7 separate regions of the Mus musculus genome follow, and all the other regions are linked to region 5. Evidence: chromatin loops called from intact Hi-C (ENCODE). Cell type or tissue: heart. All regions are shown on one strand.

Region 1 (4,000 bases), 210 kb before region 5:
GCCCAGTGAGTGTCAGCCATGGCACTGTGGTCATGTCTCCTCTTACTCTACGTCTTTCCCTCGCCACTGCTCTGGGGAATGTGGTAAAGGTTTTCTTTCTTCAAATCAGACATTCACTTTTGTGAGGATGTGGTCTCTGGCCTTGTCCTTAGCTTTTAGGAACGGCTTGTAGCAAGTTACTCTCCTGTGCCTTTGGAACTTGTTGCCATCAGTGACATTTGCCTGCAGGTGCAGAGGAAACCTCCCAAGGCACGCAAGGTGCCAGCTCCTCCTCAGTGCCCCTTGCGACCAGAAGCAGAACCAAGTGGCCTAAGGCCTAACAAGAACCTGTTAAGTCATAGCTGAAAAAGTTTTGATTCGTCCAAAAACAGAAGAAATATTCCCATATCTCGTTTTCTTCTGGGGTTATCTGCATGATAAAGCCTCGCTTTGAAGGTCCAGGTATCCTTTAAATGACTGTTCCCATTTCTCCCCAGCAAGATGCTCTTAAAGCTTGACTTTACTCAATTTTGTTCGTGTGTGCTAGCAGAAGGACTTCCGAAACTGCCAGCTACTATTTTGGTGTATGTATGGTTGGGCGGGCTGGATTTGCCTTTCCCTTAAACAATGGGTGGGCTCTGGGAGCTCGGCCTTACTGTCTGTTCTTAAGATCAAAGCAATCAGGCTCCGAGAGATGAAGGTGATTCTCCATTCATACATGATCTTATTCTATCTACATCCATACATTCTCTCAGGCTATCTTCATGACAATGGCTATAGATCTGGATCTGTGCCCCTGCCCCAGCCCCCCCCCCCCACCCCGTTTCTCTGTTTTGTTTTTAGAGGTGTTAAGTACTTTGTCCCCAGAGTACTAACTAACCAGTCATGGAATCAGTGTGTGTTCAGCTCCTTTGGTCAACAGGCAGAAAAGCGCTCAGCAAACAGCAGGTGCTCACTAACAACCCATGGAACAAATGGGTTATCCTAAAGTTCCCGTTCTCTTTCCACTCCCCTCTGCTGCCGGCAAGTGGTTATCTCTTTCAAGCTGACTGAGAAGCAGGTGGCCAAGCCCTTTCTTCTTAGGGCAGCTTTGGGCCATTCTGGTTTCTGTTACCTCCCTGTAACCCCCCAGCTCACAACTGTATCTTTCGGAAACAGCTTAGGAAACAGCAATTTCCCAGCCCCTCGTTGCTGTCGATATGAAGCTGGAGAGTGATATTTCCTTTCCCTTAATTCCTCTGAAAGGCAAACAATGTTTTCCTCGGGAGTTCTGCGTCAGCTCCTGACTTTTGGTAAGCCAGCTGCACGCACCAGTCACATCTTCCCATACAGTGTGAGATCATATCGCCCTTGCTGGTCTTCATTGTGATTATGAAACACATCCCTTGTCACTCTTCACCTGTGTCCTTGGCAGCCTCCTCTGCTTCCCAAACACCATTTGTCTCCTTCAAGTTCTTCGGGGTCCCAAATCAATCATAGGTTTAGAGGATCGTCACCCACAGTTGAGGGCTGGCGGAGCTGAGCAGAGGAACAGACACTTTCAAATCAGGGGTGCGGTTTAGGAGCGCCCACAATCAAAACGAGTTTTGTCTAAAAACACTCAGGAGAGGACGTGGCAAGGTATCAGATGAGGAAGCACCCATATCCGTAGATTTTCACGGAGACTTTGTCGTTCAAACTAATGAGCAAATGGAGAATAAGACCTGTGATGAATGCAACTGAGTTCCATTTGGAATTAAAGCCTCTAATAAAAGCCTTTTTCTGTGGTTTCAATCTCCCTCACCACCATCGTCTTGAGCATTAAAAATAGATTTTTTTTTTAGACTGAGAGTTTTTTTGTTTTTTTTTTTTTTTCCTTAGTGGAGGGGTGGGGCAGGAATGGGCATTTTTCTTTACCTTTCTCTTTCCTTCCATTTTTTTTTCTCTTACTTTAAAATTGTGATAGGAATTAAGGTTTTGAAGGCACATAACAGATGATGGGTTTAGGGCTTCACCGTGTTCTCTCTAGGGACATACATACACTCGAGTGCCTCTTTACTGGGGCTCAATCACAAATGCAGTGTTTTCCACAGGATGCCATTTTTAGACTGAATTATAGGAAGTCTGCAGCACTAATAAATGGACAAGAAGCACTGAGTCACAGAATATGGTCCCGTGCCAAGGTGAAGGCCAGCTTGGCCTTTAGCCAGTGGACTGTAGATTGATGTTACAACAGCGAAAGTAAAACCAGTTGCTTACAAAGGAATGATCAATCAGCTGACAAAGGTCCAGGCATTTAGCCCCCACTCTTAAGTTCCACCTCTATTAATAGTAGCATATTTTGAACTTTATTGGTAGTCTTGGAGTCTCCTACTCTGAGGTGGGTTCATTGTGAGATTCTTAAAATCAGATGTAATTTGGGGAGGTGAACATTGGACAAATGTTGATCTTCCTGTCTCTCTAATGAGCGATGTCTATTTATTTGTCTCCATGACACAGTATACAGAGCAATAGTCACGAGGCTTCTTCAAACCCAGAGCTGTGGGTGTCTTCTTCAGATATGGTACTAACTTCCAGTAGCCCTGGATCCTGGGGCTGTGCAGTCGGCTTTCTCAGGTCCTCTCTGATTTGAGGAACTGTCATTCTTCTCCAGGACAAACTGATCTCCCTGTGTCATTTTGACCTGACTTAGATGGGAGCTACTTCCTAGGAGTTAGGAAGTTGAAAGCCAGTCAGTAGACTCTTGTTCCCACTATGGATGAACTCACAAGCTCAAGCAGCTGGGAGGATGGGGGAAGAAAAGGAACTTTGTGATGAAATTAGGGTGGCCATCATCATCCAATATCCTCAGAACAGTCCTTGACTGTAACTCACAGATCTGAAGATGGCCCTGAGATGCCTTCAAAAGGTCTTAGGCAGTCAATAGAGCACAATCAATATATTTGGAGTAAAACATGTTTTTAAAAATACCTTAGGAAACATTTCTTCTTATAATATTTTGTTAGTTTATTCTTGGATCTATTGGCTAGTGTCACAGAGTTCTAGATTTTGGAGAATTTCTAAACCATTGCTAATAAGCAGCACATTTTATATGTAGATTATGCCTGCAGCAGGCCAGGAAAGAGCCTGGGTTTTTGAGTCAGACCTAGATTTAAAGCTCACCTTGGGCCTACAGTGATGTGCCTCTCCTCAGGTTCAGTGTTGTCGGACTGAGTTAAAGCAGATGAGTTTGAAGAGCACACACACAGAGCATGATCAGTGTTCAAGGAAAGGAAGTGAATGTGTTCTATGGCTTGGCCATTGCACACAGTATACATACGTCAGGTTATCACAGCACATCACAGATGTATATCATCAACTTGCTTCAGTTTCTTACGTTAATAAAAACAAAATGTTATGATTAAAAAATGTTCGTGACACAAATAAAACTTCCGGCACAGTCCTCAGTTTGACTCTGAGCATCAGTTTAGTCTCTAGTCCATAAGCCTGAAACTTATAGGAGAGCAAGACAGACAGAGAAGGCCAGCTCTCTCATCACCTCTGGATCAGTAAGGCCAGACACCCTGTTGGTAGGTGGTCACTTAGGACGAGAACACACAGGCTTAATAACATTCCATTCAGGATTACAAGGAAGCTGCAATTCTTTTCAACTTGAAATTTTAATTAAATGTACTCAAAGGGAATGCAGATGAGGCCACCAAACAGGGTCATCCAATGGTTACTGGAGGCTCAAGCCAGCTGCAGAGCAAACCCCACTGAAGGGTAAAGCTTCTACGTATTGATAGTTCCAGCATTAATAATATTTCAAACCAGATTCATAATCATGTAATTATCAACACAATTCATATCACACAGCATGTGAGGGCTCTGAATTATTAATCACTCCAGTTCACTCTCCACACAGAGCACCAAGCGACAATTTCAACTCTCCAGCAAAATGAGTATAAACTCAGGGGTGGGAACATAGTGGAGAAGCAAGCCGAACACTCACTTAGTATCTGCCTGGGGACCATTAAATAACAATGAGTGCCCTGTCTACAGC
Region 2 (4,000 bases), 580 kb after region 5:
AAAAGTATTTAAAATAAAAATGAACTACTTGAGATCTCTTCACCCACTCTGGCCTCTGCGATGAATCTTCTCTAATTTCAAGCCAAATAGCAGCTTAAGCAATTGCTGTTTCGCTCACAAAAGCTGTCTGCATATATATTTTCCTCTCCAGGTGTGTCTACAGCATTGAGGAGAGAAACCAGTTTGTCCCTTAACCAAGGACCCAGCTGCTAGTGGATGCTCGATGCATGGTTATTGATTGACCTTAAAGTGGGAGGGTCTACACATACATGTTAATAAAATGCACGCACACAACCAGGATACTCAGAGTTTATGAAGCCATTGCTAATCATAATAATGGGAAGTAATGGCCATTCAGACTCTGCACTTTATATCTCATAGTCTTTATTTCTCTTCTACGGCAGCCATGTGAAAGAAACATTGAGGGTAGTTCTTCAGCCTCTCCACCTTTCTGAGAATAAACTAGATGGACTAATTACTCATTTCATAAAAGGAATAGATCCACGCTAACCCCAGGAATCACACGCAGAGCTAAGCTGCAGAGACAAACAGCTGTTGGCACTCTCGCACGTCCTCGGGCAGAGAGGTAGAAGCTGAAGCTTAGCAGCTACATGAACAGCAAAGCTAATTTCCCCGGAAAAGAAACAATACATTTCTCATCCCCCTAACCTTGTTAGCTCAGGTGGGTTTTGTTTTATTTTGTTTTCAAATGCAATTTTAAAACAAATTTTAGATCTCTTTAGCTTATATGTACAAATGCTTTACTTGCGTATGAGCATCATGGGTCTGCCTGCTTGCTCCGTGGAACTGGAGTTATAGATGGTCATAATCCAATGTGTGGGTGCTAGGAATGGAACCCAGGTCCTCTGCAAGGACTGCAAATGCTCTTAACTGCTGAGCCATCTCTCTACCACCACCCCCCAAACATGATTCATAATAGCTTAGCCTACTCCCCCAAACTTATGACAATAAAAAATGGAAATGGAGGGAAACCTGGAATATACATTTCTTGCAGTCGTTCATAGTCAAGTTGCTCTATTTTGACAAAAAGTTCAGAGTTTGAATCAAGAAACTCATAAGTCTATTTTTACAATGGTTCTAGATCAGCTGATTTTTTTAAGGCTTTTGGAAAATGAATTTGAGTTGTGCAGTGGTCCAATTTTAAGATTTTTACAATTTTAATCTGTAGTTTATTTTGACATACATCTATATATGTATGTAAAATATGTATGTATACATACTATATTGAATCTACATATATCTGTATCTATATCTACAAATCTGCATGTGCGCATGTGTCAGTTTCACTCTATCCCTAGCCCTTAGGATAGTTTAGTTGAGGTCTTTGAGATACCCAATGATCTCCTTTAGTGGAAAAACCTAACTTAGATGTTGTTTTGAATCTGTCACATCAGTTAACTGAGAATTCTCTTACATGACCCAGCTAGTGTACTAGCTAATCCTATCACTCACCACATATGCCTGCAGCAATCTTTGCCATTTGAGAACGCCAAGGAGCAGAGAACTAAGGCTTCACCCCATTCAAGAGAGCAGACATATGACATTATCTGTCCTGTTTACTAATAAATGTTAACGTGAACGATAAAACTCATTGTTCACTGCCCCATCCGAGAGCAACCTCGTGGGAAAGGAAGGAAACAATGTTCTCTCGGGATCTGTCGGAAGAAGGTAGCACCCAACAGAACCACATGATATTCAATGCTGAATGCTTCAGTAGCTTCACGTTGCTATAACAAAATTAGTAAAATAATTTACATCATAAAGACAAAGGGTTTTATGTTGGCTCATGACTCTGAAGGTGGCACCTTTGTTTTGGGCCTCAAGCAAGGATAATAGTGCATCAAGGGAAAAGAACAAGGTGTAATTAAACCACTTACATGATAAACCAGAAACAAAGAGGAGGACAGGCCTGAGTCCCACCATTCCTTTTGATGCTAACCCCCCAATAACCTAAAAATTTTCCATAAGTTTCCAGCTCCTTAAGGCCCACCACACCTCTCAGTAATGTCACTCTACAGATGAGCCCTACCTAACACATTGGGAACATTTGAACATTTACTGGGTCACCCTGCATTATGATAGTAATAAACAATTGTTCTTCACTCCATCCCTTATTACTTTCTCTTTCCTCCTTCCTTGGGTGCAGCAGATCATATTGAGGGTTTAAGCCTTACAGCTTCCATGTGGTTGACACATCTGGGAAGAATCTACTACATGAATGCACAAGTCAAGCTTCTCTATCACACTGGGCTTCTCTGTATGGTCATCAACTATGGTATCACTCATGGGACCAGGAAAGAAATAGATTCAGAGTCTCTCTGTCTCTCCAAATCTATCTGTCTGTCTGTCTGTTTCTGTCTCTATTTCTCTGTCTCTGTCTCTCTGTCTCTCTTACACACACACACACACACACACACACATATACACAACAAACCATACAGTTCTCAAGAATCAGAGTTTCAGATCTAACCAATCAATCCTTTATCTTGTATGAGGCTATGCCAGTGCCTAACAAATACAGAAGTGGATGCTTACAGTCATCTATAAGATGGAACACAGGGCCCCCAATGGAGGAGCTAGAGAAAGTACCCAAGGAGCTGAAGGGGTCTGCAGCCCTATAAGTGGAACAACAATATGAACTAACAAGTAACCCCAGAGCTCATGTCTCTAGCTGCATCTTTAGTAGAAGATGGCCTAGTAGGCCATCATTGGTCTTGCAAACTTTATATGCCCCAGTAAAGGGGAATGCCAGGGCCAAGAATCGGAAGTGGGTGGGTAGGGGAGTGGGGGAGGAGGGTGTAGGGAACTTTCAGGATAGCATTTGAAATTTGAAATGTATATAAAGAAAATATCTAATAAAAAAAAAGTTGCATATTTGGGAGGTTGCCCAAACATCACTTAGTAAAACAGTCCAACAAGTTTATTTCTCACTGGAGTCCTGGGCATGTACTCCACTGTTTAGAAACCAAGAGGATATGAAAAACTGGCTCCCCAAACTTCTACCAGAATACTCTATGCACAGCAAGATCTTTTTTCTAGCAATAGTCACCAAGATGGTAACATGTCCACAATCCAGTTGAAAGTGAAAACAGCTTCAGACTCAGGCTATGTAGGGTTTTCCTTTTGCATGGTGAAGAGCCTGGCAGAAGGAGGCAGAGATACCACACTAGCTGACCTAGAATACTCTGGATAAATATGTATCTGACTATCTCACAAAATGGTATCCCTAAAGATTTCTAATGTTATTATTCTTTCAAAAGTATGGATTACTTTAAACAAAAGCATCTATTGTCAGATTTTTGTAATGTTACTACAACAATTTAAGTATTTGCTATGTCCGAGGCTCTAAGCCATGTCTCATACGAATATAGTGTAAGCCATGCAAGGTAATTTTAAATTTTTTTTTATCATACCTTAGATTTAAAAATGCAATTAAACTCCATTTCAGTAATATATTTTATTTCCAACATGCAAAAATCTTATCACTTAAATGTGAATATAATAAAATTGGTGATATATTTGCATTCTCTCTTTTGTACTGACTCCTAAAAGCTTGATGTGTACCACATGTTTAAGGAATTGTTTGCATCTCCGGCTTACACTATGTTTTAGCCCATTGTTTCTATAATGAAATACTCAAGGTCCGAAAACATTAAGAAAAAAAGCTCAGTTGACCTCAGTTAGTTTTGAAAGCTGAAATGTAATCAAATCATCCATAATGCTATCTCTGACATAGTCTCCTTGGTTGCATTGGCTTGTAGCAGAAGGAATGAGCACACACGTATGAGAGGGAGAACTAACATAAAGACAAAAGTCAAAGGGAGGGAGGGGCTAGCAGTGACCTCTCCTTGGAAAGGTACCACATTTCAGCATTGCCACATACATAGAGGGCCAAGTTACTAAAATACAAGGCTTCAAGGTATAAACTTCATCCATCATAGCACCACATTGAAAAGGTCAATAGATGCATGTGGCTAGT
Region 3 (4,000 bases), 570 kb after region 5:
CTTTATTCAAGCACATATTTGCAACCAATTACAACATAAACTTAGGATCTGTGTAAAAATTGCTGGAGATGTCCCATAGTGTTTTCGGGGCAGTCTGTTCTCAGTGCACCAGTAGCTATATTTTGAATGTTCTGTCGTTATACATGCTACCATCATGGACTGCAAAGTTCAAGGAATAGTACCTATCATAGTGTCACTAAGTCTGGATCACCTTACACTTCAACATTGCTACAACCTACCCATCACACCCTTAGGGAAATACCAGCATTATTCCATTTCACAGAAGATAGCAATATAAAAAAAGAGGTTAACCCCTTGAAAGTCCTGAGTGCACCCAGACGTAGTACGTTTCTGTAACTGTGCTGGACACATACCAGAGGGGATCGTGCACATAAACAGTATGGGTGTGAATGTACAGTTTAGGAAGAAACTGAAAAGACGCTGAAGTCTCCAGAGTCCCCAACAGTTTACCAGGGACTGGACTTGGAGGTTTGGAGGGGGCAAACAAGGAAAGCCCCCAAACAATGGCACAAACACTTTCCTTTTCTGTAAGCTGCTCCCCAACAGCAAACTGCAAAGGGGTACTGCAGATGACCCCTGAAGGGCACCTGGGGCATAGATATTTCACTTCTGTTGCAGAAGACCTCCATCTGAAGCAGCCCCTAGATAGGGTCTCTTTGACCAGCCTGGCAAAGTGGATTTCCCTCGTTTTGCAGACTCTTTATTGTCATTCTCTAAAAGTATTAGGAGAAGAGAGATGGGTGTAACAAAATTAACAGTAATTCAAGACCTGAAAGGGGACAGTGGGAGTTCCAAATCTGTCTCTATTAAGATCCTTCTGACGATGACTCCTCCTCCTTTTCCTCCTCCTCCTCCTCCTCCACTTAAGCTTCTCCCAGTTTAGCAGCCAGGAAGGCTAGTGAAAAAGACTGTTTACACAGCACTGCAGAAAGCTATTCTCATGCTCTGAGCAGGGTACTGCTCTTCTGGACAGGGTTACATTATGCGGAGCTTGTCAGCTCCAAGTGCAAAGACGCTTGGCCCTCTTTTGTTTATTTCTTGCTAGGTGATCCCTCACTGGATTCCACTGGGACTTTTGCGTCTTTCTCCGCTACATTTTCCTCATCAGCAGAGCTCATCAGGAAAACCCCCTACTCAGCGGGCTTCCGTGGGAATTCAATGCTCTCTGCCTTTGATGATTCCGAATTCTATGGGACAAACTACACTACCTCGGAGTCAGGTTTTATGCCACCCAGTTTAACCTTGCAGAACCGGTTTTTCAAGTCAAGGCACACCGAGTAATCAAAAGGCAGGACCAGCTGCATCTCCGATATTTGTCTAATTCTTTTCTGTTTTTCCTTTCCTTTCCTTTCCTTTCCTTTCCTTTCCTTTCCTTTCCTTTCCTTTCCTTTCCTTTCCTTTCCTTTTATTTTCTTTCTGTTCCCTTCTCTTCTCTTCTCTTCTCTTCTCTTCTCTTCTCTTCTCTTCTCTTCTCTTCTCTTTGGGGATGGGCATGGCTACCTTGCCACAGCCTAGGCTCTATACAGTCCTCTGCCACGTGCTTAAGAGCTGTTCAACACTAATGATGCGATCAAGTTTTCTGCCAAATTCTAGAACCAAAGGGAGAGACAAGAAAGAAAATTTCATCAACCGCCCCCAGAATCCATTCCCTGAGGCATTCTGCTGTCCTTATCAGCCAGTCTCGAGTCGCTAGCGACCCCAAGTGGCCAATTTAAAATAACAGTCCCATCATCGACCTCTTCGTTGCTACCACACACCCCTTCATTTTACAGAAAAGAAACACACTTCGAGGTTTTTATACTCCCAAATCTGGATAGAATTTTAAAACTGCAAAGATTGAAGAGTCGCTAATGCCACCTGGACTAGCCACCTCATTTTACCTTATTTTATTTTTGTAATTTGATCAAATTCAAGACTAAGACCTCACACCAGGTAGGTAAAGCTCACACCAGGAAGTTAAACACTAAGCAATGTCCCCAGACCTATCTTATGTCATAGGAAGCAGAGATTCAGACAGGTAAAAGTGTGTTCCATAGGTCACAGAGCACATTAGAGTCAATTTTAGGAATAGAAGAAATGGCTCCCAGAGACTTCATGCTTCTAGATCTTGGTTTCCTAACCAAGAGAAGAAGTCTTTTGTTTCTCCAAACCCCAAAAGAAGAGCTGTTAGGAGACAGCATGCTTTAACAGAGTCAAATTTCAGCCACATACACTCCTAATACACGCACATCCTCTCTTTTCCCTTCTACACTCACAACTGACCAGGAAACATGAAATTGAGTCCTGGCCAAAGAGTCAGGAGGACACTATATTTGGTAAACACAGACAAGAGTCTTATTCTTAGGGGCTGGCCTTTGAGTTAAGGGACAATTTAGATTAGATTTCTACCCTCATAACAGCACAGAGCAGACATTATTGTTCCTATTTTGCAAATAGGAAAACTAGAGCTCATGGGCATGAAGTTGCTTGTCTATAGTCAGGCAATGACTAAATTGTAAAACTTATTTGCATAGTTTTATTTATTAATGTCTCAATTTACCAGCCATCAAATGGCATAATAAAGTCAGTATCTAGAGTAAGAAGATATTAGTGTTCCAAGGGGTCCTTTGTAGAGACTGTCTTCAAACAAAATAAATACACAAGATAAAAATGACTGGTGTCACTTTCAGCAGGAAGACAGGACATAAAGTGAGGGATGGGTTTGCCATCCCACAGTCACACCTCTGACCCATAATTGTTCCTGTCTGAAAGAATTACAGGGATGGACATGGAGAGGAGCCTGAGGAAAAGAAGGTCCAGCGACAGGCCCAAAGTGGGATCCAGCTCAAGGGGAAGTCCCAAAGCCTGACACTATTACTGAGGCTATGGAGCGCTCACAAAAAGGAACCCATTATGACTGCCCTCTGAAAGACCCAACAAGCAGCTGAAAGAGTCAGATGTAGATATTTGCACCCAACCAATGAACAGAAGCAGCTGACCCCATTATTGAATTAGGGAAGGCTGAAAGAAGTTGAGGAGAAGGGTGATCCTGTAGGAGGACCAGCAGTCTCAATTAATTTGGTCCCCCAAGATCTCTCAAACACTGGACCACCAAACAGGCAGCATACAACAGCTGATATGAGGCCCCCAACACACATACAGTAGAGGCCTTCCAGGTCTGTATTCATTCAGAGATGATGCACTTAACCCTCAAGAATCTGGAGGCCCCTTGCCGGGCAGTGGTGGCACATGCCTTTAATCCCAGCACTTGGGAGGCAGAGGCAGGCGGATTTCTGAGTTCGAGGCCAGCCTGGTCTCCAGAGTGAGTTCCAGGACAGCCAGGGCTACACAGAGAAACCCTGTCTCGAAACCCCCTCCCAAAAAAATAATAATAATCTGGAGGTCCCAGGGAGTTTAAAGGTAAGGTGGGGTGGGGGTGGGAGCATACACATGGAGACAGGGTGTGGGGAGGAGGTGTGGGATGTGGAACAGTTGGAGGGTGAATGAGAGAGGGATAAAATATGGAGTGTACCCAAGGAGCTAAAGGGATCTTCAACCCTATAGGTGGAACAACATTATGAACTAACCAGTACCCCTGAGCTCTTGACTCTAGCTGCATATGTATCAAAAGATGGCCTAGTCGGCCATCACTGGAAAGAGAGGCCCATTGGACACGCAGACTTTGTGTGCCCCGGTACAGGGGGACGCCAGGGCCAAAGGGGGGGAGTGGGTGGGTAGGGGAGTGGGGGTGGGTGGGTAAGGGGGACTTTTGGTATAGCATTGGAAATGTAAATGAGCTAAATACCTAATAAAAAATGGAAAAAAATAAATAAATAAATAAAAACAAAAAACAAAACAAAAAAAAATATGGAGTGTAAAAAATAAATTAATTTAAAAAATGACTGGTGTCTTCCTGCATACATAGGATCAACACCCTACATCTACACATGCAAGTTGGTATGGATCACAATCTCAGGGAGGATGACTGGATCTGAAATGA
Region 4 (4,000 bases), 51 kb after region 5:
GGGTAACTCACGACATGATTATTTTTGTACAAAGCCAGATCATCCATTTTATGGCTCCATCTATCCTTTAGAGCCATATCCATAGGAAGCAAGCTAAGTAGGTCCATAAGTGGGTAATTTCGGTGCTATCCATGGGGGAAGCATAGAGATACTTCTTGCTAAGCATGGGCCTCTGAAGCTCCTACATAGTGTTAGCTTTCTGTGGGTCTCACTGTAAATGCTCAAGTGGCCATGTTCCCTCCACATGCATAGACTGACCCAGAGGTTCCCAAGGATAATGGAAGAATCAGAGGCTTTTAAATATGTGCCTCGCCATGTTCCATTCCCTACCCTACCTACTTGCTGAGTGTTCTTGAATAAGCAATTTAATTTAAATGAAAAAGAAAGAAAGAAAGAAAGAAAGAAAGAAAGAAAGAAAGAAAGAAAGAAAGAAAGAAAGAAAGGAAAATTTCTGTCTACCTCACAGAAATAGTTATGAGATTAAGTATAAGTATATCTTGGCACATTAGAGAAAAGATTTATGGTTTGTAAAAAAAAAAAAAATATTCCCTCCTTTCCTTAGCATAAAGACCTTCAGAATATCAATGTAGAAATTTTAATATTCTAAATCCCCCCCCCAAAAAAAAAAAACCAAATCATCATCCCAGACCTCATCTACTCCATATTGCCATCTGGAGGTCCAGCCTGTGAAACGATTTTAACAATGTCTTCTCTGGGCTAGCAGGGCTCAGGATCAAGTGCGCACACCAAATTCTGAATTAGGTAAAGGGTAGATGGTGGAGTCATTCACAGAAATAGGATTTAGAGGGAGGACAAGATGATGGATATAGTGGTTTGAATGAAAAATTCTTCCCACCCCAACCCCACCCCACATAGTCTCTGGCATTTGAATGCACAGTTCCTAGAAGGTGACCCTGTTTGCAGAAGCTTAGGACTCTGTTGGGGATAGCATGTCACTGGGGGTGGATTTTGACAGCTTAAAGCCTTGTATCATTCTGAGTTTGCTCTTTCTGCATTCTGTTAGTGGTTGGAGGGCCCTCAGTTTCCACCTCCAGCCTTCAGGTCTACTGTGTGCTGCCATGCTGTCCATATCATAAGGAACTCTAAACCCCTGAATCCATAATCCCCAGATTTTATCCTTCTTTGTATAAGTTGCCATGATTACAATGTTTTATCAGAGGAACACCGAATGGTTCTAGTTTGGGAGTTGGAAGTCAGTGATATCTGCCGTGCACCAAAGTATGTGTTTCCAGCAGCTAATAATACAAGCCTAAAGTAGAAACCTAGAGATGGATACTTAGGGGGAATGGCATACAGACTTTCAAGTGGTGAGAGGGGACATGTGAGCTTGTGCTTGTGTATGTTGAAGAGTCAGAGATTGTTGGGAAAAATACATGAAGTGAAAATAAAACTCATTCAGAATGAGTGCTCTAGAAGATATCCACACATATCAATGAGCAGACAGGTCCCGATGAACAGTGAGTAACAACCTGCTTTTGGAGTTGTCAGAACTAATTTTTAACTTTAGGATATGGTATAAAGTCTCCACCAGAGCAGGAAAGTCATTAGAAGCCAATGGATCTGATAAATAGGTAGGAACCACTTCCATCACAAAGGCAGATTGACAAGGAGAAAGAGCAGAAAGAAAAGAACACTAGAACTAGTAAAATAAAAATATCTAAAACAATAGCCATTAAAACCAAGAGACCTGGTTTCTCTTTAGTGGCAAGAAATCACAGCCCAAAGATAGACAGATGTCATTCTGGGTGAGTAGTCTCAGAGGGAGACTCAAAGAAAGCAGGCACGAAGTCAGGCTGGTTTAAGAGTGAGAAGATGGTCCTTGAAAGCACTGGCTTAGGAAGGCTGGGAAACCAACAAGAAGGAATCTAGACAGGTGGGCAAGAACTCCACAAAGTGTGAAAGAAAGAAAGAAAGAAAGAAAGAAAGAAAGAGAGAGAGAGAGAGAGAGAGAGAGAGAGAGAGAGAGAGAGAGAGAGAAAGAAAGAAAGAAAGAAAGAAAGAAAGAAAGAAAGAAAGAAAGAAAGAAAGAAAGAAAGAAAGAAAGAAAGAAAGAAAGAAAGAAAGAATCCTGGACAATGTTTTACTGACAGGGTTGTGATGGTGGCTAGGGTATAAAAAACAAACCTTCAAGGCAGCTTGATTTCTGAGATCATCAATGGTGAAGAGCAATCATGATTATGACGCAGTCTAGCTTTGTGATCTTAAGCACGATTCATTTCTCAGCTGCTAAAATGGGCTCTTATGGAGGTAAAATCATCAGAAACATGCAAAAGACGTAGTGTACCCAGCCCCCCAAACACCCTAGCTATGCTTTGGTTTCCTCTTCCCATCCTTACAATAACCAAGGCATTTAAACTAAAATCACAATGGCATCCTGTGCTCTAGCTATGACTGGGGTGGAAGGAAATGATGCATCTGCGCTGCATGTCCAAGAGAGCATAAACAGGATGGCTCCTTCCCCTCACACACAGTGAAATGCATTGTTAGCATGGGGAACTTTCACACACATGGGCCAAGCTAAGAATGACTACATGTAGAAAGATCCATTCATAAAGTATCTCGAGAAATATCTGGACAGAAAATGCTCTGTGAATGTTCACCATCACTTCTGATTACACATTTCATTGATAAGATCTGTGGCAGGGGATATATACATAACCCCAGAAAAAAAAATACCTAGAAAATTAGCTTGCTCTAGTGTTTTCTAATTTGACATTACTATTTTTTAGGATTTCATGAACTCATTTTTCTATGAATTTGATGTAAGAGTAACATTTGTTTTAAATCCTTTTACTGGTTCCTTTCAGGCCAAATCTTTACTTTCCTTGGGCTAAATATAACAAAGTGAAAGTCAGTCAGGATTATGTAAATCAAATTAGTGATCCAAATATTTTAAGAAACAGTGGTTACTATATCCTGGCTTTCATGTAAATATTGAGTTACATTGGTTTATGTTCATTGGACAGAATTTAGAAGATGGTAAAAGGAAAGATTACACTATCTTTCAGTAACACTTTTGCCCACATCTCTGTTACGGGAGCAGGAAGCACAGCTCTTCAGTAGTAAGCAAGCAAAGAAAGCCCTCTCCTCGCCAATATCAAGATTTCTTTTAAAAGTATTACTCTTTCATTATATTGCAAATGGAATGGAGATGTTTCCTTGCATGAGGTGCTATGAGCATTATGAATATGCGTTATTATAATTTCTGTAGTTATTCATTTTAATTTCTAATGCAACCAAATGAAGCGGCAGCCTATGGGTGGAGAAAATGGTATCTGTAAACTATGTGTCTGATGGGTGCTTAATATACAACTGTAAAGAAAATATACGAGTCAATAATGGAAAAAGCAAATGGCTCAGTTAAAAAAAAATAAAAAATAAAACGAGGCAAAGGACCTGCAAAGACATTCCTCCAAAAAGACATAAAAATGACCAACAGATACACAAAAAACTACTTAGCATCACTAGGCACCAGAATCCACCAAAGCCATTGAGAGATACCAGCGCATTTATTAGGATGGCTACTATCAAGAAGCCAAAATATGGTAAATGTTTGCAAAGAGGAGGAAGAACAGGAGCCCTAAAACACTTAGCACATGGGTCTCTAGATCAGTGGCTTCTCAACCTGTGAGTCACAAACCCTTTGGGGGTCGAATGACTCTTATAGAGATCCCCTAAGAACATCAAAAAATGAAGATATTTACATTGTGATTCTTAATAGAAGCAAAATTACAATTATGAAGTAGCAACAAAAATAATCATGTGGCTGGTAGGTCAGCAGAGCATGAGGAAAAGTATTAAAGGCTCGCAACATTAGGGAGGTTGAGAGTGCGTTCTAGATGAGTTCAGGAGATATGGGAGCTCATTTTCTAATGAGATCAATGGTGAGGATAATGAATGTTGTTTTATTTTTTGTTTTTATTTTTGTTTGTTTGTTTTGCTATTGCATAATGAAATGTGTCAAATTTGGAAAATATGC
Region 5 (4,000 bases):
CTAGTAACAGACACACACACACACACACACACACACACACACACACGAGGGGACAGGAGACAGAATTCACATTTCTGAAACACGAATCGAATCCTGTCATCTGGCATTCCGATGGACATTTGCGTTTATGTTGGATAAAGCCCATACCATGCCGTTTCCTACCCAAGCCTTTGCACATCCCAAGTACACTCCCTCCCTCTCTTTAAGCACCTGCCCCAGCTTGCTCTTCTTCCCTGAGTCTGGTCTAAATGAATACTCACCCTGAGGGCTCCCAAAAGGCTCTTGAGCTCTGTGTCACATAGTCTTTTCCTCGTGTCACAAGCCTGCTTAACTGTTGTAGCCCACATTTGACTGCATGTGGTGAGGGCAAGGCTAGAACTGCCTTTGATTGACTTCCTTGTGTATTCATTCCCAGCTCCAAACAGAAGATGTGGTACAAAATATAGTCAAGTTCAATATTGTCTGAGTAAATAAAACTGGATGTAAATGAAACCATTTTGAGTGCCAAAAGGGAGGAAGATTGTTTCCAAGCTAAGAAACACAGAGAGAAAGAAAGGCTAGCACACTCCTGGATGTACTGGATTAAGAAAATGCACCACAGAACAGGTAACTAAACTACTAGCGGACCCAAGAACTGACCCAGTGTGCTAAGGTTTTCTTCATAGAACTACAAAGAGCTAGTCAAAGTAATCTTCCATCATTCATCCTATAAAGTTGAATTAGAAAATTGGATTGGTCCATCTAGAACTGCTCAGTAGTCCTTTAAAATACATATACAAGTTCTACATTTCAGGAGTAGGAAAAAAAATATGTTTTGAGCCCCACCTACTTCCCCACAACCTGGAGAAAAGGCAATCGATGCTGAGAAAATATTGTGAGGAGAGAGGTAAATTCAGGATCCTCCCCTAATGCCTGCCCCACCTCTAACCTCAATCCCATTTAATAGCTCCCGATGGAGGTCTAGGATCCTGTGTAAGGCCTCACGATTCCCGAAAGGCAGCCCGATTTTCTGCTCTCTCTTTCCAAAGTGCTCACAGAAGAAGCTGTGGTTTCCATTTGTAAGCATCACTGGCTTCATGGTGGCACGCAGGTGAATTAGTTGGATGGTGTTGACGGAAGAGGTCAGAATCTAAGCAAGCATTAGGGATGGTTCATAGCTACTTCCACTGCCTCCCCCCCACCACCACCCCCCCACCCCGCCCCATCACCACCGAAAGGGCTCATCTCTGCAGTGAGCTCAAACCTTCCAGCCAGGAACCCTCTTTGTGGAGAAAGTGGGCTAAAGTGAAGTGTGCAGGCTCCCTCCTTCCTGTCCTTCCTTACAAAACCCAGCAGCGGTGAACACAGAGCTGTATGTCTGCCTGTCTATTGTTCAATGCTATTTCCTGTGCCTCATGAAAATGAATGAAGCTTGCTAGCAGGATCCCAAGCAAAGAGACGGAAAAGCCTGGCTGGAGTCTGGACCTTGGTTTGATTCTTCCTGAGTGTGATGGGATCATGAGATGGGTGTGGTATAAGTGGCCTGAAGAGGTGCCACAGATAAAGCTGGGGTACAGCTCGGTGAAGAGCTGTTTCCTGTTGCCGTAAAATATTCACTTTTCAGGAAACAAGTCAGATCTGTTTAAAGAGATATGCTCAGGTACTCTAAGGGTGCCAAAAACAAATACAAAAATCCAGGCACTAAAATATATTCCAGGCTTACAAAGGGGTATACACTGAGCCGGATGTTAAATATTCACTATCACCCACCCCACCCATCTCTCTTTTCCCCACAGAGAACTGGAGGTGGCAGTGTAGGTCTCCTTTCCACTTGAGACATGTTATCTGACTTTTTCGAGGTCTTATGACAATACAGTGGCAGGGGAAGGGTAAAGTCCAGATCAAATGTCAGAGCCCAAACTCTTTGCAAAGTGGATGCATTTGTTTGGAAATCAGTTGCACAGGTTTGTGTTTCTACGATCTTCTCTCCCGCTGATGCTCTAAAGTAACTACTTTGCTCACAAACCCAAGGAAGTTTCTCCACACAGCCAGGAAGTGATAAGCAGGTTTGAAAACTGAACCTGGGACCCTCTGCCTGTAAGGCAGGAGTGTCTGACATCAGCACTGGGTTTCTGCTCCAGTTGCTGGTGCTAGCGCCTGACCCACTGAGTACCAGTCTCTCTATGAAGAGTCTTGCTGAGTTTTAGTTGAAGCAAAGTGGGTGTCTTCATCCAGCCCCAATGTCCTCACCTCTGGCTCTGGAAACAAACCATTGATTAGAGCAAAGACTTCAGAAAGCTGTCATCTTGGAGACATTCTCTGAAGCCCCACACTAAGGGCTTTGTTGGATTTTTATCAGCCAGAGCTTGGGTTGGACACACGTTATTATTTCTTATTGACTCGGTAATCACTAACCCTAGCTGGTTGTGTTCAGCCACCATTTGCTTATGGCCCTTTTCAGCTTGAAATCCCCAAGACCTGTATACAAAGCTTTTGACTCAAATTACCCAATTCATCAGCTAGTTAATACGCCAGTTGTTAATCTTGGGGGGGGGGGGGTACTGAGTTTCTAGGATAGCTGCAATTTTATTAAAATCTTTTAAATGGTGCTTCTTTGAGAATGGGATAGAACAAGTGTACATGTATACTATTTTAGAGAAATGAGATGCTGTTGCAAGGGATAGCTGCTGGAGGAGAGAAAGTCAGTTTTCTTTACTCAGGAATATATGGATATGCACATAGCACAGATCGAAACTGATGGGTTTTAGAAAAATACAATTAAAAAGAAGACAGAAAATTGGATGGATAGGAAAGAAGGTGTGGGTCTGGGAGGAGCTGAGGGGAGGAAGACTGTGATAAAAACCCATTTCTTGAAATTATGAAAGGAATAATTATTTTGAATCAGAGAATGAAACAAGAAACTAAAATACAAAGGAGGTAGAGTTCAACTTCTCAAGGGGGATTTAACCTCAGAACAGAGTTCACTTTCAATTTAAATTAGATGGGCAGCCAGTAAGATGGCTCCATGTGGAAAAGCACTTGCCATACAATTGTGAGGACTTGAGTTTGAATCTGTACATTTTCCAGAAAAGCCCAAAGAGAAGAACAAATACCTGTCCCAGGGTTCTGTGGTAAGATGGGAAGTAGAGACGGAAAAGGCTCCTGATGCCCACAGGCCCATTGGCCTGGCATATGCAGTTAAAAAAAAAAAACAATAAGTAAAGCCTGTCTCAAACAAGATGGACAGCTAGGCCCTCTCTCTGAAAGGTTGTCTTCTGATTTCCAAATAAGCATGCACACTCACTTACACAGAGGAATGTGAACACACATACAGTGCATATTCATGGGAGAAAATGTAAAAATTAGGCGCTGGCATCAGTGCTGAAAAAAATATATGTTCTTTAATCTCACATGTAAAATAATTCCTCAACAGAGTACAGCAAAAACAAGAAAAAAATGTCCAAGGGCTGGGCTGGAGGAAGAGAAGCTGGGGCTACTGTTCTGTGCTTCTCTTACCCCTGCTTGGCCTTGCTCGTCTCTGTTTTCTTGTCTGTGAAATTGTGATAATAACACAGCCCAATAGAAACTGAGTTTGACACAATATAAGACTCAGGAAACATCAAGTGTGGTTCTTTGATTGTTGCTATGTTTTGGATAGGATGTCTCTCAAGAGTGTTAGAAATCTGATCCTCTGTGTGTGATAAGTGCTGTGAACTCCTGAAAGGGGCGTGGCATGGCGTGGCCCTTACATCATCAGTAGCTGTGGAAAAAGCTGTTTTCTTATGTTCCTCACCTCTGGTTAGTTAGTGTAGTTACAGAGAAAGGGCTACTGCATTTGCTGCTTGGTATTACACTTCTTGCAACTAAACACAGACACACACAGACACACAGACACACACACACACACACACACACACACACACATATATATATATATATATATATATATATATATATATTAGGATGTCCTTCCACATAAGCTGGATTTTAAGAAAGCAAGAGAAAAAAAAAAGGAGTCCAT
Region 6 (4,000 bases), 57 kb after region 5:
AAGGAAGACATCATGTATGCATATCTAATGACAAGATTCATTGCAACAGACTTAGTCAGAAACACAACCTTGTACAAGGACCACTATAACTTTATTCAACAAACAAACAAAAGGAGAAGGACATATATAACCAATAGTCCAATCTAGTAACCAAGAGTAACCAAGGAATGTGTCTCCTTCAGTATTTGACCTTTCAAACTTTAAAATCCCTTGCCTCTCTGAGCTTTGGTGTACCATGATGCTAGGATTCTGGGTTGTGGTGCTCAATCTAAAAGACATCATCTTTGGAGAACCTCTTCCTGTGTTGGACTGACATAACTGACTCCTCTTAGAGTCTAACAACTTCCCCAGGTGTGTAGCTTGGTAACTACTCAGAAATAGTTGCTTTGGAGAAATGCTCACATTTATCCAGTGTTCTGATCACTGCCTTAATCCACTTCCTCCTTGGTCCTCCATGGTAAACACTACTGGTTTCTTTTCTTTACATATGAAGAAACTGAAGTCAGACAGGATGAGTAGCTCAGCCATGGTCACCCCACTACACACAATATTCCCTGTAGCACTGTTTTATGTAGCACAATTCCAGAAATGACCAAATGTTTAGGGACATTAAACCCTACACTTGAGTTGGTTGATGTCCTTATAAAGATGCCTCAAAATGAACCGCTGATTTTATCTTTGCATATTCAAAATTTTCAGACATTTTAAAAAGAAAGTCTCTCTGTCTCTGTTTCTCTGTATCTCTCTTTCTATCTCTCAAACTTTTGTTTACTGTGTCAGCCTGTCATGGTACCTTTTCTTTTTTACCTCATAGAACACTAACATTGTAATTGGCACGGCTTACAGACATGTACCAAGGGAACATATGGTATAGAACCTGGGATGTTGGAAGTCATAAGTGCTTCCTTGTTTTGTCCTCTATCCCTGTAGATCAGAAGGTACTTAGGGATTGCTCAGCAATGGGTCTTTTTACACTTTTACTCAGTGAACTCGGCCAGATCCATCATTACTGTTCCCATCCTGTCTCCAGACTGATATTTTTGAATCTACTTTTGCCAGCCTACAATATGTCTTCCCAAAGGTATCTAGAGCAAGGTGACATAGTTCCCCCTGTCCCAGGGACACAGAGGTTCTTGCAGTTCACCATGACAAACAAAGACATTTCCACTGCCTGTAAAACTTTGACATGGCTCTTCCCTCTGACAGGACATAAAAATGTTGGCCACACTCCTTTTGTGATGTCTATGGTCTAATGTCCCCTCACAGGCAAGGCGTTTTCTGACTTCACTATCTAAACAAGTAAAACACACACACACACACACACATACACACACACACACACAGAGGCACACACACAGACACACACACATGCACACACACATACATATACACATACACATACATGTACACACACATATACACACACATATACAAACACACACATATATATACACACATGCACTTACACACACACACAAACATACACACATCTCAGTCTATACTGATATGTGCCTCTTTCTGTTACTTCTCATACTCCTTGAGCATGTTGCTTGAGTACCATCTCTCTCCATTCTGCCCAGCCTAACATGATGTTCAGAATGTTGACTATTCAGTAAATATATTGATGATTGATGCAGCCTTCATTTACCACTGTCAGGCCTGCTACTATTAAAAGTGGCTATTGAGTACTGACACACAGCAAACAGTACCCAATATGTGACTGGCTAAACATTTGAGCAGCATATTCTCATACAAGCCCCATAATAGCCAATCAGATATGCATAACATCAATATGGTCCATGCACAACTGAGGAAACTGAGGCTCTATGGGAGGTTGCAGAACTCAGCCACTTTTGAGCTTTGCAGGATTATACATGAGCATATATAATGAAAGTGCAAAGTTCTTTGGTGGCTCTCAAATTGCTCTTTGCAGATAGTAACACATTGTGTGCACTGACTGCTCCCATAATGCACCGCACACCAGGCAAGAACTGACCTCACACTGAATGCCCCAAAGAATAAGTCTCTGAGCAGTTGGAGGAACAGTTCAGGAGGAAAGAGGACTTTGTGCCCACAAGGGACTTTCCTTAAACACAGCATGGAAAGGGCGTTTGCTGTGTCCACTTTCTGATCAGATAACAGTTTGACACTAATTCTTCTATTTTCCATGGGCACCAAAGCCAGTCCTGGACGTTATCGCCCATCGGTTATCTGTGTCGCCTGAAGGAACTCAGGCAAGGTACAGGAAAAAGGTGGGGGTATTGTTGTAGCTTCCTGCTGGCCTGCACACTGGCCTATTGTTGCTGTTATTTTTTTTAAGCTATCACATCACAATTATTTCGGCAACATCCTCTTTCCATCCTGAAACCAATACAGTATTTATTGAACTACACAAACTGCGTCAATGTGCAATTCTTTCTGCATTGTTGCATATTACTGCATATTCTTAACAATATGTTTCTACTGAATCCATTGAAAACTTTTGCTAATTGTAAAACTTTCTGGGGCAAATATAACGACTAATCTCTGTTTTATCTGTATAATAAATGATTACTTATTAAAACAATATTTTGGTAATTGCTTCATGAAATCAAATGGAACCTTGCTGAATTACCATACTTTTAAAGAAAGCTATCTCTTAGGATATTATTAAGCACAGAATTCTGCTATGGTTCACTGAAGCACTACCATGGTTTCATTCCCATTTTACAGACAAGGAAACTGAGCTTAGCATACTCTAGATGAATGATGAGTGTTGGATGTTCACTCTGTTGCTTAGAGGTCCCACTCCTGATTATACTACAGAAAATGCAAAGGGCCCGTTTTGGGACATTTTACCACTTGAACTTGTGTCCCAGCAGAATTCTTTGAGTGATGGGTATACAGAGCACGAGCTCCACAGAGGCCCTTGATTCTTTATGAACACCGCTGACAATACCAGCACACTCTATACCAGCTTGTTTCTACTCTCCCCTCCTCAGTATCTATGTGAGAGTGAGAGTGAGATGTGAACTACACTCTTTTTCTTTTGATGCTCACCAGTTGCTGGGGCTTTTCCTTGTACTCTCATTTTGGAGACAGTAACTGTGACTTGTCAAGAGCCACACACTCAGAGGCTTGCCACTGAGAACCTGAATACAGCGGAAGGGTTATCTACATTTTACTGAACACGTGAGAACCACAGAGGAAGAAGTCTCTCCCTGAGCTACACAGTCAGCTGGAGGCACACAAATTACTCAAAGTCTAAGTGAAGCAATATTTGTTGAGAACCTTACCATATTTCATGAAAAGGTAATTTCATGGAATACCAGAGATGTTGGTAATAAGGCAGGAGAATAACTGACGTTATGGGAGCTCTTCGAATTTGGTTAGGTGCTACGTAAAATCTTAAATGCAGCATTTTAAAAATATTTCTCTTTGTCTACAACTTCCTGACAAGAACTTATCTCATTAGACAGAGAATTCTTCTCAGAGTTTGATGAAGGGAGGACACAAAAGGCCTGCCCATTCCAAGAATGGCTCCTTAACTTCCAACGTTAGAATGAGCCGAATGTAGTTGTCTGAAGACATTACCTTCATATCCATGGATTGCTGAGGCAAACACAGAAAGATGGGCAGATTTTGGTGTCCTAGTAAAGAACTCTCCCATCGTCTGTGAGGACATTTCCTGCTACACTTCTGTACTTCAGAGCATGTAATTCTACGAAGCTCTCTAAGAGCGGTAGCACAAAAAAACACATTCAGCCCAAGTCAGAGCCCTGGTCTTCTAGGGAATAGTAGCAACGCTGTCACAAAGAACATTAAATGGCTCCCACAGCTGAGCTCATTGGATCTCTGGTTATCTGTGTTATATTCAGAAGTCCTTCTCTAACTGATCCATCTGGCCAAACGGAGGGAAATAGCAGTCTGTCATCTCTGAATGCTGATCCCCCGCATGATGGAGTAGTCTGTTCTGAAATGTCCACACTCATAAACAAGGCCTAAGGCTGCCACCCCATCA
Region 7 (4,000 bases), 120 kb after region 5:
TGAACTCCCCAGTGTCTACATGAAAAGGTAAAATGCATTTCAGTATGCAAGCAAATGGCTGAAGTATGAATTGACACATTCCAAATATAAACCCTTTCACCTGTCAGAAATACATAGCCTATATGCATGCATTATTTTTGTGTGATTGGCATAAAAACGAGTAGCAATGCTTAATTGCATTAATTAGCAACTACACTTAATTATTTTCATTAGCAAAATATTCATTTTAAAATTTCTCCTCTTAAAAGCAAAACTTGAGGGTCATCATCCACTTTTCTACCTGGGAGAGTAGGTTACCTCCTCCCTCAGGTGGTGAGCAGCATTCATTTTCCCTTTGGAATGTTTATTATAGCCATATATATCCTAAGACAAGTTAAACATTGCAATACCCCTTTTATTAATATTGTAAATGGCTATGATATTGTCTTAGGATTTCACAGTATGTCAAGCTTCAGTAGTCAGCATGGTGAGTGACCCAGATCTTACCCAGCTACCTCTTGAGAGAATGAAGCTCTCTTGAGCCTCGGGTTTTGACTCCATCTTAGTCTGCCAGCCACTGAGGCCTCTACACAGACTCCTTGGTATCAATCCCTACCACATTCAAATTGAAGGTATACGTCCAATTTATTTTGCTATACATGAGTTTTGTTGCAATGATGTTTCCAGTTTTAAAATCAGACATTTTAGGCAGGTATGAGATAGTCCCACAAGTAAAGGCACTGCCACAACTCTTTTATCTACTTGAACCTAAATAAATGGCTCTTTAGAAGAAACCTAAGATAGTGAGAAAGCCAAACCATTATTGCAGTTCCAGGTTGCAATGTTTGCTGCAGCAGAGGTGGTGGCCAGAGGGTTCCTGCTTTGGATGCTATAGAGAGAATTCAAGGAGAAGCGTTTTATATGATTCTCTAGGTTCATGTGGTCACAATGAAACTCAGCAGAAAGTGATGTACCTACACCCATATCAGAAATGTGGCTGCCCATTTGATTTAAACCATTAAAATTAACAAAATCAAACCAGATCTTTGAACACATGTGAAAAGGGATCCTATCAGTCTAAAGGGGGCATTCACTACACAAGGACTGATTCCCACCTGACACTGCTTGAATGTGCCTGATCCATGTCAAAAGTTGCATGTATTAAGTCCTTTAGTCAGGAAGTGAGCACTCTTATGGCTCAGACAAGTTAAGTCATTTGCCTAAGTCACACAGCATGTGGTTAAGCCGCAGCTAGAACTCCCTCATGTTATTCTACCATCTTTAACCTTACAGAGTGTGCTGCAGGTCACTTTCAGTCAAGACAGTCACCAGAGCAGTGCTGGTGTGCACATCTGAGCATTGTAGTAAACAGGATGTCCCCAAACTGGTGTTTACATGGTAGTTCTCTTAACTATAAACACCATGCTTTATACCATTAAGCATTTTAGAATCTCTTCAGTTGTCATCTTTTATTGATGCTTTGCAACCAAACAAGTGACTGAGGAGGTTTGAAGTCTAGCATTATTAATTATAAGATGTCCCATAGTAACCATTTGATCCATTGTGATCTCTTCTGAACTAGCTGGAGGCTAGTGTCTCCTGTTAACATGGAAATGATAATAAAATATCCAAATCTCCAATGCCTGGGCCATATGCCAACCAGAAAGTTCTTCAGATCCCCTATTATATATGAGGTCTGCTTGGATACCTATTAATTGATCCACAGGACATATTCTTTTAAAGATTCTTCTGCTGCTACTGGAATAATATCAGAAATCTGTAAGAATCCAATTAGCGAGGCATCATTTCATAAAGTCACTGCCACTTTTCCTTAATCAGAGAAAGTCAATTTCCCTTTGGGACATTTCTTGAAGCAGGCTGTTCCCACTGTGAAGGTCATGGTAGAGGGGAGGGCTTGACTTGTGATTGCCCTGTCACCTTCTGTCTCCCTCTAGTGGCTGATTCAGGGACGGCATGCACACAAGTAGAAACCATGAATCTCACCTCAGGTACCCTTGTTTAAAACGCTCAAGGGTTTCCCATTACTTAGACTAATACCCATGATATACCTGGTTCAGGGAGGCCACGTGGATGCTGCTAGCTTCTATGAACACTTCAGTCTCTGATCCTCAAGACGCTCCCATTCATTTTGATTTTAGCCTCCACAACCTTGGTTTGTTTTTTTCCTCTCTGGATTATATCCTCCAGGGCTTTCTATTCCTAGCTTCTGGGTTTATAAAACACAGCCAACTAAGTTACAAGACAAGTGGAATACTGGTGAACATTCTTGTGAGTTTCACAAATCTGAACAAAAAGCATGTAGTACACACCTAGCACATAAGGAGACAATTGGCACAGCATTGCTTATGAAAATATGAAGAGCCCTCGGCTGTGGTGATCACGAACATGAAGTCAACATGGGATTTCCTCTTTCCTTCTCTCTCTCTCTCTCTCTCTCCCCCCTCTCTCTCTTTCTTTCTTCCTTTCTCTCTTTCCTTCTTACCTTTTATTATATTCAATAATATGAAGACCCACTATTGTCCTGAAAGAGAAGGAAAGTGGCTATGATCACTGATAGCAATTATTATATTATCATTATATCAAGAGAGGCTGGCAAAAGATCTTGCTGAGTAGAAGGACTCACCACCAACTCTGAGCACTAAGTTCATCCCTGAACCCTTATGGTGGAAGAAGAAAACCAACTCCTTCAGGTTGTCCCTTGCTTGCTACAAGGGAACCATGATACGTAAACACACACACACACACACACACACACACACACACACACACCAAACAAACAAATAAATTTTAAATAAAAAGTAATCAAAGAATAGAATGTTTTAAAAGGCAATATTCAATTTCTTAAAACAATATATGTGGGAACTGGAGACACATATTTGTTGGGTGCTGTATAGTACATGTGAGACCCTCTCTTTGAGTTCCTCTAACAGAGATCCAAAATAATTTATGACATATATTCTCAACAGTTTCCCAGTTTGGCATCTATAGTAATTGACCTTTCTCTGAATGCGGTGAGATTAAGTGCCTTTCATGTTAATTGCTCCTCTGTATATTTTTTTCATTTGGAACTTTCACTTGTATGCCCCTTGCTGGGTTTTCTACTGTACAAGTGTTCATTGAATAAGATTTGGAGTTGAAGAGAAACCCAAAGGCCACTAAGATACACTTCATCACTCAAGAGCTCCTAAACCCATTTACTGTCTCAAAAGCAGAGGTACTAACAGGGGCACCATCTTTCCTTGGCAACAGCCCCACCCCCAGGAATCTACACTCACTGCTTCATAAGCCTCTAAAATGGAGAAATAATTACATTGAGTTTCAAAAGTAGAACTCACTGTGCTTTTTTTTTTTTTCCAAATAGTAAGTGTTTACAGATCACCTGTATTTACTGGATACTGCTCTAGTCATCTGTCTTCTACTATTTTATTGGTTCTCTTTTTTTTAAAGATTTATTTAATATTCTATCTAAATACACTGTAGATGTCTTCAGACACACCAGAAGAGAGCATCATGTCTCATTACCAATAGTTGTGAGTCACCATGTGGTTGCTAGGATTTGAACTCAGGACCTTCTGAAGAGCAGTCAGTGCTCTTAACCACTGAGCCATCTCTCCAGCTCTCGTTGGTTCTTTCTTGTGAAATCGTGCAAACTCTGACAAATGCAGCAAATAGCTCGGGCTAATAACCACCAGAGACCACAACAAGTGCCCTCACTCATACTCTCCTTTGCTAGAGGAAAATTCTGTGATTAAACATATGTAGGACTGGAGAGGTGGCTAAGCAGTTAAGAGCATGTAGCATTCTTGCAAAAGACCTGAGTTTTGATTCTCAACACCTATTTTGGGCAGCTCACAACCATCTATAACTCCAGCTCCAGGGATAATGCAACACACTCTTCTGACATCCAAGGGCATACCCCCATACAGATGTATTTATACATGCATAATTAAAAATAAAATAAAATATATCTACATACACACACATATATGCACAATGTACA

The links. Hi-C counts contacts between places; a loop is a spot of excess contacts. Peaks named below come from ENCODE experiments on the same cell type or tissue, not always from the same donor. Only the 100,000 strongest peaks of a DNase experiment are listed, where the experiment ranks them.
Region 1: it touches region 5 in a loop (3-fold over the local background); 4 of 42 quality-filtered maps call a loop at or near these places.
Region 2: a loop joins it to region 5, with 4 times the contacts of the local background. A loop is called at or near these places in 6 of 42 quality-filtered maps.
Region 3: it touches region 5 in a loop (19-fold over the local background); 6 of 42 quality-filtered maps call a loop at or near these places.
Region 4: a loop joins it to region 5, with 8 times the contacts of the local background. A loop is called at or near these places in 4 of 42 quality-filtered maps.
Region 6: it touches region 5 in a loop (4-fold over the local background); 4 of 42 quality-filtered maps call a loop at or near these places.
Region 7: a loop joins it to region 5, with 3 times the contacts of the local background. A loop is called at or near these places in 4 of 42 quality-filtered maps.

What each region holds. Positions count from the first base shown.
Region 1 is chr5:44,493,163-44,497,162 of GRCm38, forward strand. The region is part of intron 5 of Ldb2 (LIM domain binding 2); the gene reads right to left. Among named protein-coding and RNA genes, the nearest start is that of Gm40297, 64 kb to the left of the region's middle. In heart, no CTCF peak of the experiment used is centred here; DNase peaks (open chromatin) are centred at 1,089 and 2,139.
Region 2 is chr5:45,285,030-45,289,029 of GRCm38, forward strand. The region is part of intron 4 of D5Ertd615e (DNA segment, Chr 5, ERATO Doi 615, expressed); the gene reads right to left. Among named protein-coding and RNA genes, the nearest start is that of Gm46912, 120 kb to the left of the region's middle. In heart, no CTCF peak of the experiment used is centred here; no DNase peak of the experiment used is centred here.
Region 3 is chr5:45,277,117-45,281,116 of GRCm38, forward strand. The region is part of intron 4 of D5Ertd615e (DNA segment, Chr 5, ERATO Doi 615, expressed); the gene reads right to left. Among named protein-coding and RNA genes, the nearest start is that of Gm46912, 120 kb to the left of the region's middle. In heart, a CTCF peak has its summit at 1,721 (motif pointing left); a DNase peak (open chromatin) is centred at 1,695; H3K4me3 peaks cover 951 bases; H3K27ac peaks cover 910 bases.
Region 4 is chr5:44,756,970-44,760,969 of GRCm38, forward strand. The region is part of intron 1 of Ldb2 (LIM domain binding 2); the gene reads right to left. Among named protein-coding and RNA genes, the nearest start is that of Ldb2, 41 kb to the right of the region's middle. In heart, no CTCF peak of the experiment used is centred here; a DNase peak (open chromatin) is centred at 2,432.
Region 5 is chr5:44,705,760-44,709,759 of GRCm38, forward strand. The region is part of intron 1 of Ldb2 (LIM domain binding 2); the gene reads right to left. Among named protein-coding and RNA genes, the nearest start is that of Ldb2, 92 kb to the right of the region's middle. In heart, a CTCF peak has its summit at 1,781; a DNase peak (open chromatin) is centred at 1,432; H3K27ac peaks cover 534 bases.
Region 6 is chr5:44,762,966-44,766,965 of GRCm38, forward strand. The region is part of intron 1 of Ldb2 (LIM domain binding 2); the gene reads right to left. Among named protein-coding and RNA genes, the nearest start is that of Ldb2, 35 kb to the right of the region's middle. In heart, no CTCF peak of the experiment used is centred here; a DNase peak (open chromatin) is centred at 2,206.
Region 7 is chr5:44,829,566-44,833,565 of GRCm38, forward strand. No RefSeq gene overlaps it. Among named protein-coding and RNA genes, the nearest start is that of Ldb2, 32 kb to the left of the region's middle. In heart, a CTCF peak has its summit at 1,936 (motif pointing left); no DNase peak of the experiment used is centred here.